Linked DNA regions of Homo sapiens: region 1 is linked to region 2. Evidence: chromatin loops called from intact Hi-C (ENCODE). Cell type or tissue: A673. All regions are shown on one strand. Each heading gives the region's core, and the rest is flanking DNA. Links, peaks and the distances in the headings are about the cores only. Region 1 holds the start of NPY (neuropeptide Y). Region 2 has its middle 230 kb from the start of STK31.

Region 1 (8,715 bases), core at 169-8,168, 340 kb before region 2:
TATTTATTCTGTCCATCCATTGGTTTTACTAATCGTAAAAGTCTAGGGCAACTGTAACTCATTTATCTTCATCATGCTCCAGTGAGTAAAAGAACTGCCAACTTTTTATCCAATTTACCAGTAAAGAACCTAAATCTGAAATAGGAGGATTTGCACAGTCATAATCTTGCATCCAGTTCAGTACTGTTCACTCTTCTTCCTTCTTTAATTAATTCTGGATCATCCTTCCCCTCTACAATGCTGTAACTTTCAAAGATTGAGTCCTTAGAGTAAAGATTCTCAAACCTGGCTGCACATTAGAATCACCTGGGGAGTGTTAAAAACACACTCTAAAGCCCAGGCCCCATCCCAGAGGGTCTGATTTAATTGGTCAGGGGTGGATCCCAGCATCAGTGTATTTTAAAAGCTCCCCTGATAATTTTAATGTGCAGCCAGGAAGGAGAAACACTAATCTAAGGCTGAGTTTCTCTGGGACTGGCTATTCTGTGTAATGGGGGCTGTCCTGGGCATGGTAGGATATTTAGCAGCCTCCTTGGCATCTATACACCTAGGTACCAGCAGTGCCCACCTCCAGTTGTGAAAACCAAAAATGTCTCCAGACACTGCCAAATCACACCTGGGGAGCATAAAATCACCCCCAGTTGAGAACCACTGATTTAGGGGGCTATATAAATAAATTGTAGGAGACCCACACTCTAGAATAAGTAATGCAGCTTCCAGAAGCAATGAGCCAGGGGTATATATACAGCAAAAGGAATATAAGCACAAATTGAGTGCAGGGGGAATGCTGGTGGCGGGGGGCGGGGGGAAAGAAAGATAATGATATCAGATTATATCTATACTAAATTAAAGCACATCCACAAATGACCCTGTAATTTTCAGAAACGCACATAGGAGTGGGTGTCTGTGGTGGGAAGGAGAAGATGGACGTACATTAAGAGCCTCTGCTGGTTTCTAAGAAGGAGTTTATACAAAGATGAGACAGGAAACTCTGCCTCAGAGACCAGCTCATTCCCATCTAAGCTGAATCTCTTGCCATGAAACCCAAGTCCCTTTCCTTTATGTTTTTTTCTCATCAAACATGTTGGAGATAACACTGCCTGTTGATGGTGGTGACAACATCCAAAGACACTCAAAGGAGGGCTCCAATTCCATAATTCCTATAAAAATAGCTTCCATGAAATGTCATTAGCTTCATGATTTGTGAAATGAAGATAATTATACTCCCTTCAAAGCTTTGAGGTAACGACTGAATGAGAGAATGCCTAGGAAAACATTTTAAAATGCTAGAGCTTTGTAAAATGGTAAAGCTTTATGGCAATCATCTTCGGAAAAATGAGTTCTACTGTGTATTATGCTACAGCTAAATAACTAACAAAGGTTTTTCTAGAAAAAACAGTTAATATCTTTTTGTTTGTACAAGTTCTCTTTGATCTGCATGACGGCATAACATAGCAAGAATTTGAATCAATTAACTTTCTGGGAAGTATGGAATATAAAATATTATTGCTTTTTGCTAATTAAAATGATCAGATTTCAAGGGATCACAAACAACTACTATTTAATTCTGGCATTTTCATGTTTTTCAGATTCTATATAAATTGGGGCTTTTTCAAAAGTGTTTTAGGATGTTAAATACCTTTTTGATGAAACAGGAAAAAGCAAACTTTATTTTAAAAGTATAAATCTTCCCCCCTTTTGGATCCTTTCCAACTACTCCCTGACTTGTAAACAGTAAAAATATGGACTAAATAAATAAATATATAAACCCCACAATACTTTAAACATATAATTTAAACATGTTAACTAACATTAATGCTTCTAAAGGGCTTATCCTTTAGATACGGTCAAATGACTAAAATCATTTAATCTCAGTAATTAAAATAAGATATTAAATGATTTAGAACTAAGATCAACCAATTTTGAAAACAAAATTTAAATCCTATGTAATTTGTAAAATAGTTTGGATTTGATTTTTCCCTTAATTGTCAATGTTGAGAGTGAAAATATGGCATTTCATTTTGACTTTCGGAATGTTCAGAATAAAGTTTACAATTTCTCAGATTCCATGTAATCCCTGAATTCATCCTAAAGTTACTGGACCAACGTAAGTTTCTTCTTAATGAAATACCAAGTGGGCACTTTCTTTTCAGAATTCACCAGCTATAAAATAGGGAGACCTCTGCATTTTAGATAAACTGTTTTCAGGCTAAATCTCTAATTATTGGGACTAGAATTTTCAAATATGGGAGTGAGACTGCAAAAAAAACACAGTGAAGAAGAAAAGAAAATAGCTCTATTTGTCTTTTTCTAAATACTGTCATTCAATTAGCCCTGGGCAGGCCGGAAAGTCTGACAATGTCTGTGGCAACCCTGCAGTTTACTCCTTGGTTTGGTTTTCTTTGGTGGTCGTTCTGTTTCTCCTAGACACCTTGCTAGCGTTTCCCCCTACAGCATTTCTCTGGCGCATTCTTGCCCCTTTCACTGGGTACTTTCGAGATTTCTGGACCGGGCCCCACTGCCGTAAGAACCACAACAAACCATAAGAGGTGAGTGAGAGGAGATTGCCAGCCTACCAGCCTGGGGAACCTGAATCTGGGGATCACGACTCTGTGACTGTAGTTGCACAAAATGGAAGGTACCCATTTTGTGTAGAGTGTGCCCTGTACAAACATTTACCTAGAGCTGACTAAGTGCCTGATACTGTCCTGCCCTGGGATAGAGCGAAGGAAAAGAAACAATCCCTTTCCCTAACATCCCCAGGATCTCCTGGTGTGCAGGCACTGGCGCTCCCGGAATCGGTCCCGCGGTCCCACCCACCTCTGCCTGGTGATGAGGTTGATGTAGTGTCGCAGCGCCGAGTAGTATCTGGCCATGTCCTCCGCTGGTGCGTCCTCGCCCGGGTTGTCCGGCTTGGAGGGGTACGCCTCGGCCAGCGCACCCAGGCACACGAGCAGGGACAGGGCGAGGGTCAGTCCGGACAGCCCCAGTCGCTTGTTACCTAGCATCTGCAGGCACAGAAGGCTCAACGGACGGGCTTGGGGATTCAGAGCACCCACGCGCAGCACCTCCCTCCTCTGCCCCCCGCGCTCCTCCTCCTGCTACCACACGCGACCCCCAATCCGCTCTCGTCCCAGTCCCGCAGAGAGAACCCAGGAGTGGCTAGCACCACCTTGCGGGCTCCGGGCGCCGTCCGGTCGGGACCTGCCCCTCTGCTCCACCTGAAAACTTCGCGCAACTTCGTTCGAAGTCTCAGGGACCAAGAAGCGCGCGGCGAGAGTGCAAGGTGGGGGCCCCGCCAGTTTAGCATTCAAAACCGAATTGGAAGTTCTTCCTGCTGGGTCACTTTTCTCCCTTCTTGCCCAAACTCTTGTCTGGGAAGAAAAGTTTCTTCTCTGTTACTTCTGGTCTGCCTAGCTTCAGGGGATCAACGCTGACAGCAGAGATCACCTCGGGGTGACGACTGCGGTGGGGAAGGGGAAAGAGAATTGCTCCCTGGGCCAGAATTGCTCCAAAGAGATTTGGAGCCCAAGAATCCAGGGAGGTGGCAGGGCGCGGGGCTCTAGAGCTCCAGGGATTCCTCACTCGATGGCGCTGCCGGGGAAACCTTCCTACCGCGCACCGCTTCCTGGGCCTCAAGGCGGCGACCCGCAGGGAGACCGCCAGCTGCCTTGGGATAGCGGTCCCGGGTTCTCCCTCCATATCTGCTAAAAGGTAACTCAGAAGAACCGCCCAGCGGGAAGGGCCCGGGAGAAGGGCCGTGGACAATCAGAGGGGAGCAGAGGAACAAGTGGAATTTAGCCGCCAAGAGGGCTGGTCCGCGTCGGGGCGCGGAGCCGGCATAGTCCGCTGGGGAGTGGAGCGCGATCATCCCAGGGCCCCAGGGCTCCACAGAGCGGGAGGCTGCGTCTCTAGCAAGTTCGCGGGCGCCCCGTTCGCTCCCACCCCTAGACAGACGGGTCGTAGCACTCACGGTGGCTGGCGCGCGGGCGTGGCTGGGCGGCAAGTACTATGCTGTCGGGCGAGCGTCTCCGAGGGGTGAGAGCCAGCGGATGGGGTGCAGAGAGCGGGTCGCGACAGGGCTTTTATGGAGCTTCCTCGCCGCGGCAGGAGGGGCCTCGGGCAGTCACGCTTGGGTGACTCCCACCCGCCACTTCCCGCCCCTGAGTGGCGGGGGGAGGGGGCTGGAACCGCAGCCGCACGAGTGTCGACTTAGGGAGCCACCCACACCCCAACCCTCCCGCCCCAGGCACTGCCTGAAGAAGCGGGGCCTGGGACCGCGTGAGCGAGGCAGCGCACTCCGAGCGCGCTGGACAACACCAAAGCCCAAGTATCTGCCCTCGGGCAGTGCCCGATCCCTGCTTTCCTTCTTTCCTTCTTTCCTTCACGCCCCGTCTAGTCCTGCCAGAGATAGGAGCAGCCCAGACGATTCTTGTCTCCTGCCAACAGGACTACCAACCCACTGGGTGCCGGAGTAGGAAGCACCTGAATCCTCTTTGTGGTGGGGCATCTCCACGACTAGCGCGGCATCCTCGCCGGGCACAACTGCGCGCTGTTGGAGTGAGGCAACTGGGCGCACAGATTTTTCCTGTACTTAGAACAAGTCGGAGGCAGCTGCCGGAAGTCTCCGGCTAGAGGGTCCCAAAGCTGCGCTCCCCACCCCACCCCCGCCCGTGGTTTCAGGGGCTTCTGCCCCTTCTCTCAGCTGGTTTTTCTAGATCAGCCTTCCTCAAGTACTCGCTCAGACGCAGCGAGCCAGGCTCGGTCGAGACATGAGTGTGGCGACTCAAAATTCCCCAGAGGGGGAACACGGTAAACCTATTCCCCCAGTTTGCTGAAAAAGAGCCACGCTTCCAGCTTCTAGAGACTCTTTTAAGCTCAATTTTAAAAATATATATTTTTTCTTTTTTGGTCCAAAGTGACGGTGGTTAAATGAACAACAGTTTCTGTCTTATTTACTAACCCTTGTATAGTCCTATGTACGTTCAATTAACGTTGAGAATGTGGGTTCTGATTAAGATGAAACATGTTAAAAACGATGAACATTAATTTGCTCATCGCGTTAAACCTGTTGAATGAATATGCAAGATACAGAAACTATTATTACAGGATCAAGATTTTATGCAGTGGACTGAGATCTGAAAGTTCCGTGAATGAATGCTCCTGTATCTTTCTAAATAAAATGGCATTTTATTTCTAAATGAAATATAAGTCTGAATCTTTCTAAATAAAAAGGCATGTTGGGAAATTAAAGCATTAAGTTCCATGTTATTTTAATGCTAAAAGGACAAGTGATTCTGTTAAACTGACACTTAGTTTTTGTGCTGTTCCAACAGCATTGAATTAAATATCAAAAACCGTGAAGCAAACAATCCTTTGCATGTATGTGTTTGTGTGTTTGTGGGATCAAACTATAATTTTGGAGACCAACATCCCTTTCACTTGGCAACTGCTTCTCTTTCTGTATTACACAAACATATGCTGAGGACACAAAAATCAAGGCTCTCAGAGTTGCTCGGGGGTGCTTACAAGACACAGCCTTCGGTAAAAGTGCAAAACATCTTCTAACTTAGAGCTCTTCCTAGATAAAGGGAAAGTTACAGTCCACTTTTCAATAAAATAATCTTATTTTAGAGTGTATCACAGATTCATATCAATTAAAATCTGAACTTAAAATGTATCACTGAATTTGGGAAAAATTACTTCTAGGAAGGCCCACACCACTATTGAGAGAAGAACACTGTGGAGGCTTGATTAATTTAGCTTAAGATAATGTCATTGATTCTCAAGAATAAGAACTTATTCTGAGGGTTAAGGATTCAGAGAATAAAAAATAGGGGGTGATATGCCCTACATGTGCTTACATCCTTATCTCCTTTCTCTCCAGTCCAAGCCACATCCCCTGGCCAAAATACAAACAAAACCAACTGTTGGCAACTCAACCCTGCATCTTCTCCTAGCTGCTGAGCCATTTCTCTCCTTTGTTTCAAAGTCAAGTTGTTTATTTCTAACAGCTTTGTTAAGATAACATTGAGATACTGTTGAGCTTGTTGAGATTCAAAAGGAGGTGAATCAGTGGAGACTAGAGAAGGTAATGACCGAGAGAAGTCAAATAACCGGTAAAGGTCCATGTGGTTTGCAATTAGGAGGTCTTACTGATAGCAGGTTCATAGCTTGATTCAGATAGAACCTGGACCACATGAAACCCAGTGGTTTCATGACTAAACCTAAGGTAAAGAAGCAGAAGGAATGAATAGATACTGCTGAATATATACAAAGCTACAAATGTGTAAAATATTCAATTGGATATATTCTTACACATATGCATGTGTGTTATATGCTCAGGAAGCCATCACTGAAACCAAGAAAATGAAGATTATACATCACTTCCCCAAATTTCCACATGTACCTTTGTAATTCCTTCCTTTTGCCTCTTCCTCACCCCCTCCTCCATTGATCTGCTATCACTAGAGATTTGTTTGCGTTTTCTAGAATTGCACATAAATATAGTTCCACGGTAGGTACTCTTTGTCTGACTTCTTTCACTTAGCATCATTATTTTTGAATCCACTCACATTGTTAAATGTAGCAATAGTTTATTCTTTTTTATTGCTGGGCAGTATTTCATTATATGATATACTTCAAAATTTTTAATCAATTCTACTGCTCATGAATTTTTGGTTATTTTCACTTGAAACTTTTACGAATAAAGCTGCCTTGACATTCATATGCAAGTCTTTGTATGGACATAAAGCCTTTAATTCTCTTGGAAAATACTTAAAACCAGAATGGCTGAGTCAGACGGTGAGTGTATATTGGCCCACAGTTTGTTGGTGATCTGTTTTTGCTTCTGTTTTGCTCATTTTTTCCTTCATATTTTATTTTGGATAGTCTCTATTGCTATGTCTGTGAGTTCACTAATGTTTTCTTCTGTAATATCTGATTACTGCCAATCCTATCCAGTGTATTTTGCACCTTATACCTGGTAGCTTTCATCTCTAGAGTTTCAACTTGAATCTTTTTTTTAAGTTACAGGACAATATAAAGCAATGAATCTTTTTTATATCTTCCGTATCTAAACGTGTCCACTCTTCTCTCTAGCTTCTTGAATATACATTAATAATAACTTTTGTACTACTAACATCTGTGTGATTTTTGTATACTTTGGGTTGATTGATTTTTCTCCACATTATGGCTTATATTTTTCTTCTTCTTTGTGTGCCTGATAATTTTTGATAGGATGTCAGATATTGTGGATTTTACCTTGTTATTTGTTTTTTTGTCTTTCTATGACTGTTCTTGAGCTTGTTCTGAGACAATTAAAAATTTAAAGACAGTTTTATCCATTCAGGTCTTGGATGTGAGTTTTGTTAGGTGGGACCAGAGCTGGTTTTAGACTAGGTTTACTCTTTCCACACTTTGAGGCAAAATTCCTTCTTTTTACTTTAACTGGTAACTGACTTCCCCCCAACACGCACACCTCAAATTGCACAGCTCTCCCCTCTGGCTGTTCAGATAGACACTATTCCCAGCCCTTGGTCAGCATCAGACACAGTTTACCCTTATCTTTTTGTGTAGTTCTTTTCCTGGTCTCAGGTGGTTTGTTCTTGTGTATAATCTGATCAATAATCAACTAAATCCTCAAGGGGGACACCCTTCAGACTTTCAGAGTATTCTTTCTTTTACCTGATAATCTTCCTGTGGACACTAGCTGCCCTGGCTCCCTACACTTCCAGCCCCAGCTCCTTGGCCAGGATGATTCAATTCCTTCCTTCTGCACTGTAGCCTGGATGACTCCTTCAGGCAGTGTATTCTCATGCTGCTATGAAGAAATATCCAAGACTGGGTAATTTATAAAGGAAAGAGGTTTAATTGACTCACAGTTCTGTATGGCTGGAGAGCCCTCAGGAAACTTACAATTATGGTGGAAGGGGAAGCAAACACGTCCTTCTTCATATTGCAGCTGGAGAGAGAAGTGGCGAGCAAAGGGGAAAAAACCTTTTATAAAACCATCAGATCTTGTGAGAATTCACTCACTATCATGAGAACAGCAGCATGTAGGTAACTGCCCCCATGATTCAATTATCTCACACCAGGTCCCTCCCACAACACGTGGGGATTAAGGAAACTACAATTCAAGATGGGATTTGGGTGAGGACACAGCCAAACCATATCAGGCAGTGATCTGGGACCATTGTATGGCTCTTGTCATTTGTTTTCTATCTCTAAGATATTACTGTCCTTTACTGATGTCCAATGTTTTAAGTGTTGTTTCATCTATTTTTGTCTAGTGTTTTAGTTGTTTCAGCAGGGAGGGTAAATCCAGTTCCTGTTTCTTCATCTTGGCCAGAAGAGCAAGTCTTGTAGCAAGGCTTCTTTAAAAAGATGTTTCTATTCATTGTCTCTGGTTATTCACCATAGGTGTAGTCATGAAACCACTGTGATCTAGGTTCTATCTGAATCAAGTTATAAACCTGCTATCAGTAAGACCTTCTAATTGCAAACCACATGGATCTTTATCAGATATTTGACATCTCTTAACCATTACTTTCTCTTGTCTCTCTGATTCACCTCCTTTTTCTCTGAATGTACCACCATCTCCTTTGCTGACTCACCCTTCTGTACCCATAGTCTTAGCCTTAACCTTTCTACTGCACACATAAGCTCATCTACTCCTACAGCTTATGATCCTGAAATCTCTCCCTTCAGCTCAGA
Region 2 (8,715 bases), core at 327-8,326:
GCAAGTAGGTGCAAGCTGAGGTGATAGCAGCCAAGAGTTTAGTCCCAACCTTAGGCCCCTAGGAGAAGTGCCCAGGTGCCCAAAGTTGTGGATGGGGCTGGCAATCCCCAGGACCCGGGGCTATATGCTCTGTCTGAGAGGGGATAAAACTGGGCTGGACAGGCTTGTGCTCAGGCCCCCCAATGGTGGCAGCAGGCACCAGTCATCGTTGGCAGGGGTGGAGCAATCCTCGGGCCCTAGGCAGAGTGCTCAGGTGAGGGGTGGTAGCAGCTGCACTGAAGCCCTGCCACTGGGAGGATGGGGCTGCCCTTGGTGGCCACAGCCTGGGCCACTGGGTAGGGAACATGTGTCTCTTTCACACACTAGTCCCAGAAGGGCTTGCCCCCACCCTAGTGGTGGTACTTCATGCCTAGCTCATACATCAACCCCAGCTGCAGGAGCTTCCACCAAGCTGACAACCAAATTCCAGGGGCAACTCACACTCTGCTCGCTTCCTGGCACCAGCAGCTGCAGCCCATACCTCACTCATTTCTTAGCCCTGCCTATGGTAGAACTCCCAGCATGCTCCCCAGCCTCAGGAACAACAGCTCACGTTTCTGTAATGCCTCAGTTCTGGCACCATTGGGCCCCAGAACAGTGTGCAGTCTGCCAAAGACTAGGTTTAAAAATGGCATCTTGCTGTATTATCTGTTAAGGTCTCAGAAAAGGTGTGGGACCCAGCAGTGGGAACTGGAGAAGTTACATCCCATGGTCTTCCAGCAGCTCACTGGGTTCGTTTCAGGGGTTGGGAGGGTCATGTGGTTCTCCTATGGCCAGAACTGTACAGTTCCATGGTGGGACTGTGGGCTACTGGAAGAGTCTCTCACTCACCCTTTCCCCACATTACGAAGTTGCTCTAAACCAACAAATGTTTAGGGGGATTAAATTGCCCATTCACATTTCAGTTACATTCATGGAAAATATACAAATTAGGGAACTGAAGACTCTACTCCATGGGCTCCATTTTCTTAATAAGTAAATTAAGGTAACTGGATTAGATACGGGATGACAAGCCCTTCTGGTTTAAACAAAAGTTTAAAACCTTCACAGACCTTATATTCTAGCAAAGAACACAGATAGTAAGCAAATAATCACAAATGTGGTGAGTATTTACACAAGACTTATAAGTATATAACACATGGGCTTAACTTGGCGGGGGGGTATGTAGTTACAGTTGAACAATACTCGCCTTTGAAAGAGATATTTTAAATATTCGTGCCAAGACCTGAAGTAGCTGGGAAAGAGGGGGGTCAGGGAAAAGGAGTTGGAAGAGTCCATTCCCAGCAGAAGGGGCAGTGTGTGTGAAGCCCCAGGGTGGGAGAGAGTCTATGTTAGATCCAGAGGGCAGCAGGTAGAGCAAGAGGGCTAGGCAGGGCTGGATTATATAAGGTCTTGTTGCTTATGGCAAAAATATAGGGTATTACCCTATAGGCAATTGGAAGCCTCTGCAGGGATTAAACAGGGGAATGTCATTAAAAGATCATCTGCCTGCAGAAGAGAGAGAGAATGGATGGGAAGAGGGTGACACTGAGATCAGCAGACCAGTTGGGTGGTTAAGGTGATAATCCAGGAGTAAGACCAGGGTCACAGCAATGGGATGCAGAGAAGCAGGGAGATTCAAGAAAGATATATGTAAAGAAGAATGAACAAGACTTGGTGAGATTGACAGGCTATAGCAGGTAAAGAGAACAGAGGGGCCAAGGAAGACTTGACCTTTCTTCTTTGTGTAACACAGTAGATGTTGATATTTACTGAGATCAGATACTGGGAGAAGAAAACAGACTTGAAGGAACATACGGTGAACTCTATTTTGGCCAGATTTTGGCCAGATTTGTAAGGCATCCATACAGAGAAGCCAAATAGATAGTTGGATAGATAGGCCTAGATCTCAGAATAAAGGTCTAGGCTCTGTTGTTTACTAAATGGCAAGATTAATAGATTCTAGAAGTGCGTAAGAGCCAATATTATTCCAACAGTCAGCAAATTGACCTTTAGTTCAAGGTGGGAGATGCCATAAGCTCTCCCAGAAGCAAAGAGACTTAAGGGCAGTGACAGGTAATTCCATGTGCCTAATGCCAACTAGACAATGATCTAACCTTGGTTCTCTAACAGTAGAACATGCTCATCTAAACCAAAGACTCAAGAGTCATTGGAGAATTGAATTATGGCAGCTTACATTTATTAAACCAATACTACATAACAAGCCCTACATATTACCTTATTTATTACTGTGGGGATAATCATTGTAAATAGTTGTTGATATAGCCCTGAGTTCATATTATCTATCTTATCTTTTTGTTGGGTTGTTATCTGTTATCTCACTCAATCCTCAAAACAACTCTATGAGGTAGGCATTATCATCATCCCCATTTTATACATGAAGAAACTAAGTTTCAAAATTATGAATGACTAACCCAAGACACTTGACAAGGGAGTGCAAATGCCATGATGCAAACCCAGACCTGTCTGACTCCATAGCTCTCCTCCTAATCTCTAGGCAACAAGCTTCCAGAAAGTTAACCTAGCAGATGGATTTTTTCTTTCCCTGAGGTTTAAGAAACAAGCTCCGAAGCAAAACAACTAGTCATTCTGCTAAGCCTCCAAGTGTCCTGTCCATACTGTCATCTCCTATTAAGAAATACAGTCAGGAAAGATGCTACTAGCAGGAAAAGGTCTACTTTACAGTTACAGAATGAAATTGCCAAAAATCCAATTTTTCCAGCCCACTACAGCATATGGTCCTAGGGAGCCCAGGGCCAAAAACAAGTCGGTATTGCTTATTTTTCAAACCTCCCCACACCTAGAAGTATTGCAGGCCATCAGACAACAGTCACGTATCTCAATGTAGCAGTGGGAGAAGTCACTTCCTCGGTATGTGACCTTGGACAGGAGACTTAATTTGAACTTTAGTTTTCTAATGTGTTCAATGGGGCTAATGGTGGTGTTACTTTATTTCAATAATGGCTAGCCATACCATAGGGCTTAATACAGACGAGGCACTGCTCTAAACACATTGCATATATTAATTATTTCATTTTTCCCTAACCCCACAGGATACACTGAGTATTATTATTATTAATCTATTATTATCCCCACTTTACAGATGAGTGAACGAGGGAAGGAAGTTCAGTAATTTGCCTAAGTTTGCTAGCAGTCAAGTTGCTTAACAGAACTAAGACTCGACCCCAAGCAATCTGAGAATGACTCGCCACCAAACTACACAGCTTCTTCATGCTGTGAGGATTAAATGAGATGATGTATGTAAAATATTCTAGCACATACTATATGCTTTATTAACACTATCCCATTATTTTTATTATAATTATTATGATTTAAAAACTGAAGCACAGGATGGTATTTAAGACTGAGGCATAACAGCACAATTTCAGAGTAGACTTCCAACCTTTCTTAAGTTGCGTGAAAAAAAGAAACATTATTTACAAGCAAGACTCTTAAAACCCATCCTGGAGGAATGGTACATTTTTAAGCATCCCATTTAGAAAAGCAGTTCAGTAAATGCCAAGGGAGCTGAATGGCACTGTGGACCAACTGCTGAGGGAATTCCCCAAACAACTATCTGGAACACTGTCTTCAGGGGATCATCAATGCACTCATCCTTGCAGTCTCTGCCTCCCTACCTGACAAACTTGAGAAATTGTCACACTCTTTTTTTGAAGGAGAAGAAAATAAAACTAATTAGAAAAGCCTTCTATTGCAATGTGAAGCCTACTTTTAATCCTAAACTTAGAAGAGGTAAGGCAGGACTGTGACTGTGTGTAGAGGCTTTTATGTTCTTCCCACAGCAGGCTCCTCCTAAAAATGTAATGATATCCCCTGAGAGTAGTGTCCTCTGATAACCACATTTAAAGCAGACTCCTCAACTTATCCTCCTTTATTCCATCGTATAACACAATCCCTAATTACATCATTTAACTTCTGTTTCTCATCTATTTATCCCAACACACACCTCTATAGAAAAGCAAGTCCCCTAGTCTGTTCAGTCTGCAAGGGTTCTGTCTTGTTCACCAACATATCCCCAGTACCTAATACATTTCAGTAAAGGAATAGAAATTCCAATCTCTATGAACATCTTTGAAAAACATTTAAAGACGTCCAAATGTACAACCCACAGCAATCACTACAAAAATACCCTTTCTTTTCCTACTCTCAAGCACAGTGTTGTCCAATAGAAATACACCACTAGGTACCAATGTAATTTTAAATTTTTGGTAGCCACATTTTATTATTTATTTATTTATTTATTTATTTATTTATTTATTTATTTTGAGACAGGGTCTCACTCTGTTACCCAGGCTGGAGTGCAGTGGTGTGGTCCCAGCTCACTGCAACCTTGACCTTGACCTGCCAGGTTCAAGTGATCCTCTTACCTCAGCCTCCCAAGTAGCTGGGACTACAGGAACATACCACCACGCCCAGCTAATTTTAGTAATTTTTGTAGAGATGGGGTTTTGCCATGTTGCCCAGGCTGGTTTTGAACTCCTGGGCTCAAGCAATCCACCCACCTCAGCCTCCCAAAGTGCTGGGATTATAGGTGTGAGCCACCATGCCTGGCTATAGCCACATTTTAAAAAATAAAAGTAGAGTGACATCAGCAAGATGCCTGGCATCTCTACTCCCTCCCACAAGAAAGGACCAAGGCAATGAAAACACAGCTAAGATTTGACTGGCATGTCTAAGGGAGAGTGCTGGAGTGCAGCAGTAGAGTAGAGGCACACTTGTAGTGATTGGAAGTCCAGGAGAGCAACATGGAGGCACGCAGCCTCTGTAGCCCCATCTCCTCCACTCAGATCAGATCAGCCTGGAGATAGGAGGGACATTTGTGGGGAAAAGGTAAGCAGAAGATCCCTACCAGCTCTCATTGTCACTGCAAACACCTATAGTCCTTACTACAGGAGAATCCCACAGTCCTCACAAGCCCTGAGTCCAGTTTGGAGAACTTTCAGGAATTCACATGGCTGCATGGTCCTGGATTAGGAGCACAGGGTGTGTACTCCCTATCCACCCCTGACCGTGAACCAAGCTGCATATGCCCTCAACCTGAGAAATAGCTCAGTGAGCCCTCTCCTGGCAAAGCTGCAACACTGTCACCACAAACTCTGTCACCCTAGGCCTCTGAGAAACTCACAAATGCCACTAGTATGGATTACAGCTGAGGAAACTATACGGAGACTACAACACTGCATCCATCTAGAAGCAAGGCCAACACAACCCAGTGAAATGACAGGCCAACACCCATTCCAACGAATAAGGACTTCCCCACAAAACCTACTCCAGAAATTTGGAAGAAGCAAATATCCAGCTACATAAAAATCCATGTAGGAACACAATCATGAAAAAGCAAAGAAACATGTCACTTCCAAAGGAAAAAATTATTCTCAAGTAACAGACCCCAATCATAAGGAAATATATAAAACGCCAGAAAAATAATTCCAAATAATAATCTTAAGGGAACTCAGTAATAAGAATAATAAAAATAATTCCAAATAATAATCTTAAGGGAACTTTCTTACAAGAGAAAACAGAAAGACAATTCAATGATATTGGGAGGAAATTATTATCTGAATCAGAAATTCAACAAAGAGATAGATATCATTTTTAAAAAGCAGAAATTCTAGAGCTGACGAATTCAAGGAATGAAATTTAAAAACACAATCAAGAGCTTCAAGAAATGAAAAAACACAATCTAGTATAGAACAGAATACACCAAGCAGAAGAATGTCTGAACTTGAAGACAAGGGTTTTGAAATAACACAGTCAGACCAAAAAAAAGAAAAAAGAATGAAGAAAGCCTACAGGATATATGACACACCATTAAACAAACAAATATTTGTATTATAACATTCCACAAAGAGAATAGACATGAAAAAGTGAGGAAAACTCAAAATAGATTCAACTTAAGCAGGTCCCCTCCAAGGCACATTATAGTCAAATTGTCAAAAGACAAAGATTTTTAAAAGCAGAAGAAAAAAGTATTAAGTCACATATAAGGGATCCCCACTAGACTGGCAGGAGATTTCTCAGCAAAAATCTTACAGGCCAGGATAGAATGGGATGATATATTTAAAGTACTAAAAGAAAAAAAAATTGTCACCCAAGAATATTGTACCCAGGAAAGCTATCCTTCAGAAATGAAGAAGAAATAAAATCTTTCACAAAAAAATAAATAAATACTAAGGGAATTCATCACCATTAGACTGGCCTTAGAAGAAATGGGAGTCTTACACATAGAAGTGAAAAGAGGGTAACTAGCATCATGAAAACATGGAAAACTATAAAACTCATTGGTAGAGCCAATACACAAAGGAGAAAAAGAAAGAAATCAAACCTTAACATTACAGAAAATCACAGGCAGACAAAAAAAGAAACAATGAGAGAGGAAGTAAGAAAGAAAGATACACAAAACAATCAGAAAACAATCATTAAAAATAACAGGTGTTAAGTCCTCACATTTCAATAAAAAATTTAAGTGCAAATGAATTAAATTCATCATCTAGAAGAGATATACTGACTGAATAGATAAAAAACAAGACAAAGCTATTAGGCTGGTGCAAAAGTAATCACAGTCTTGTCATTTTTAAAAAAGTAATTTAAAAAACTACAATTTCTTTTGCACCAAACTAATATATGCTGCCTACGAGAAATTCATGCCTCCTGTAAAGACACACATGCACTGATAATGAAGGAGTGAAAAAGATATTCCATGCAAGTAGAAATCAAAAGTGAGCAGGAGTAGCTATACTTATGTCAGACAAAACAGACTTCAAATTAAAAACTGTAAAAACAAAGAAGGACATTATATAATAATAAAAAGATCGATTAAGCAAGAGAATATAGAATTGTAAATATATATGCACCCAACACCAGAGCACCCAGATATCTAAAGCAAATATTATTTGATTAAAGGGAGAGATAGACTCCAATACAATAATATAATAGTTGAGAACTTCAACACCCTACTCTCAGCATTAGACAGATCATCTCAACTTAAAAGCAACAAAGAAACATTAAATTCAAACTTCACCATAGTCCAAATGACCCGACAGATATTTATACAACATTTCAACCAACTGCTGAAGAATTCACTTTTTTCATAAGCACATAGGACATTCTCCAGAATTGACCATATGATAGGACACAAAACAAGCCTCAAAAAATTTAGAAATATTGAAATCATATTATGTATTTTATCTGACTACAACAAAATCCTTCACATCAACAACAAGAAGAACACTTGAAACTATATAAATGCATGGAAATTAAACAGCTTTCAAACGATCAATGGGTGGAGGAAGGCACTAAGAGTAAAATTTTAAAATTTCTTGAAACAAATGAAAACGGAAACACAACCTACCAAAATTTATGGGACACAGAAAAAAACAGAATTAAGAGGCAAATTTATGGCAATAAATGCCTATATCAGAAAACTAGAAGGATTTCAAATAAACAACCTAATGATGCACCTCAAGCAACAAGGAAAGCAAGAACAAACCCAACTCAAAATTAGTAGAATGAAAGAAATAGTAAAGATCAGAACAGAAATAAATAAAATTGAGATTAAAAAAAAAGATTGGCTGGGTGCAGTGGCTCATGCCTTTAATCCTAGCACTTTGGGAGGCCAAGGCAGGCATATGGCTTGAGTTTGAGACCAGCCTGGGCAACATGGTGAAACCCTGTCACTACAAAAAAGTATAAAAATTAGCCAGGTGTGGTGGCATGCACATGTGGCATGCACAAAAAAAAAAAAAAAAATCAACAAAACAAAAAACAAGGTTTTTTTTTGAAAAGATGAACAAAATCAACAAAACGTTAGCTAAATCAACTTTTGAAAAAAGAGAAAGACCCAGATAAATAAAATCAGAAATAAAAAAGAAGACATCACAATGGATACCACAGAAATACAAAGGATCTTTAGAGACTACTATGAACAGCTATGTGCCAATAAATTTGAAAAGATAGAAGAAATGGACAAATTTCTTGATGCCAACAATCTACCAAGATTGAACCAAGAAGAAAGAAAAAACCTGAACATAACAACAACCAGTAAAAAGTCTTTGACAAAGAAAAGTCTAGGACTGGATGGCTTTACCACTGAATTCTACCAAATCTTTAAAGAAGAATTAATACCAATTCTTCTCAAACTATTCCAAAAAATTGAAGCAGAAGGAATTCTCCTTAACTCATTCTACGAGGTCAGCATAACCCATTACCAAAACCAGACAAGGATATAACAAAAAAGAAAACTACAGGCCAATATCCCTGATGAACATAGACACAAAACTCTCAACAAAATACAAATTTGGTTTAGCAAACCAAACCCACCAACATGCGAAAAAGATAATACACCATGATCAAGCGGATTTATCCCAAGAATGGTTCAACATATACAAATCAATAAATGCCATATATAACATCAATAGAACGAAGGACAAAAACCATATGATTATCTCACTAGATGCAGAAAAAGCTTTTGATAAAATCCAGTGTCCCTTCATGATTTAGAAACATCTTAATAAATCAGGTAGACAAGGAAAGTACCTCAACATAATAAAGGCCATATATTGATAAACCACAGCTAACATCTTACTGTCCAGGGAAAAGCTAAAAGCTTACACTCTAAGAACTGGAACAAGATAAGGATGCCCACTCTCACTGCTT

What was found. Hi-C counts contacts between places; a loop is a spot of excess contacts. Peaks named below come from ENCODE experiments on the same cell type or tissue, not always from the same donor. Only the 100,000 strongest peaks of a DNase experiment are listed, where the experiment ranks them.
Region 1: it touches region 2 in a loop (4-fold over the local background); 4 of 110 quality-filtered maps call a loop at or near these places.

Annotation. Positions count from the first base shown.
Region 1 is chr7:24,279,534-24,288,248 of GRCh38, reverse strand. NPY (neuropeptide Y) reads right to left here and starts at 4,059. Exons shown (of 4, transcript NM_000905.4): 1 at 3,974-4,059; 2 at 2,821-3,008. The coding sequence starts at 3,008. The region is part of intron 2 of LOC107986777 (a long non-coding RNA gene); the gene reads left to right. In A673, for the core only: no CTCF peak of the experiment used is centred there; a DNase peak (open chromatin) is centred at 3,948; H3K4me3 peaks cover 1,759 bases; H3K27me3 peaks cover 499 bases.
Region 2 is chr7:23,935,531-23,944,245 of GRCh38, reverse strand. No RefSeq gene overlaps it. Among named protein-coding and RNA genes, the nearest start is that of STK31, 230 kb to the right of the region's middle. RefSeq lists a silencer at 5,175-5,224. In A673, for the core only: a CTCF peak has its summit at 5,135 (motif pointing left); a DNase peak (open chromatin) is centred at 5,105.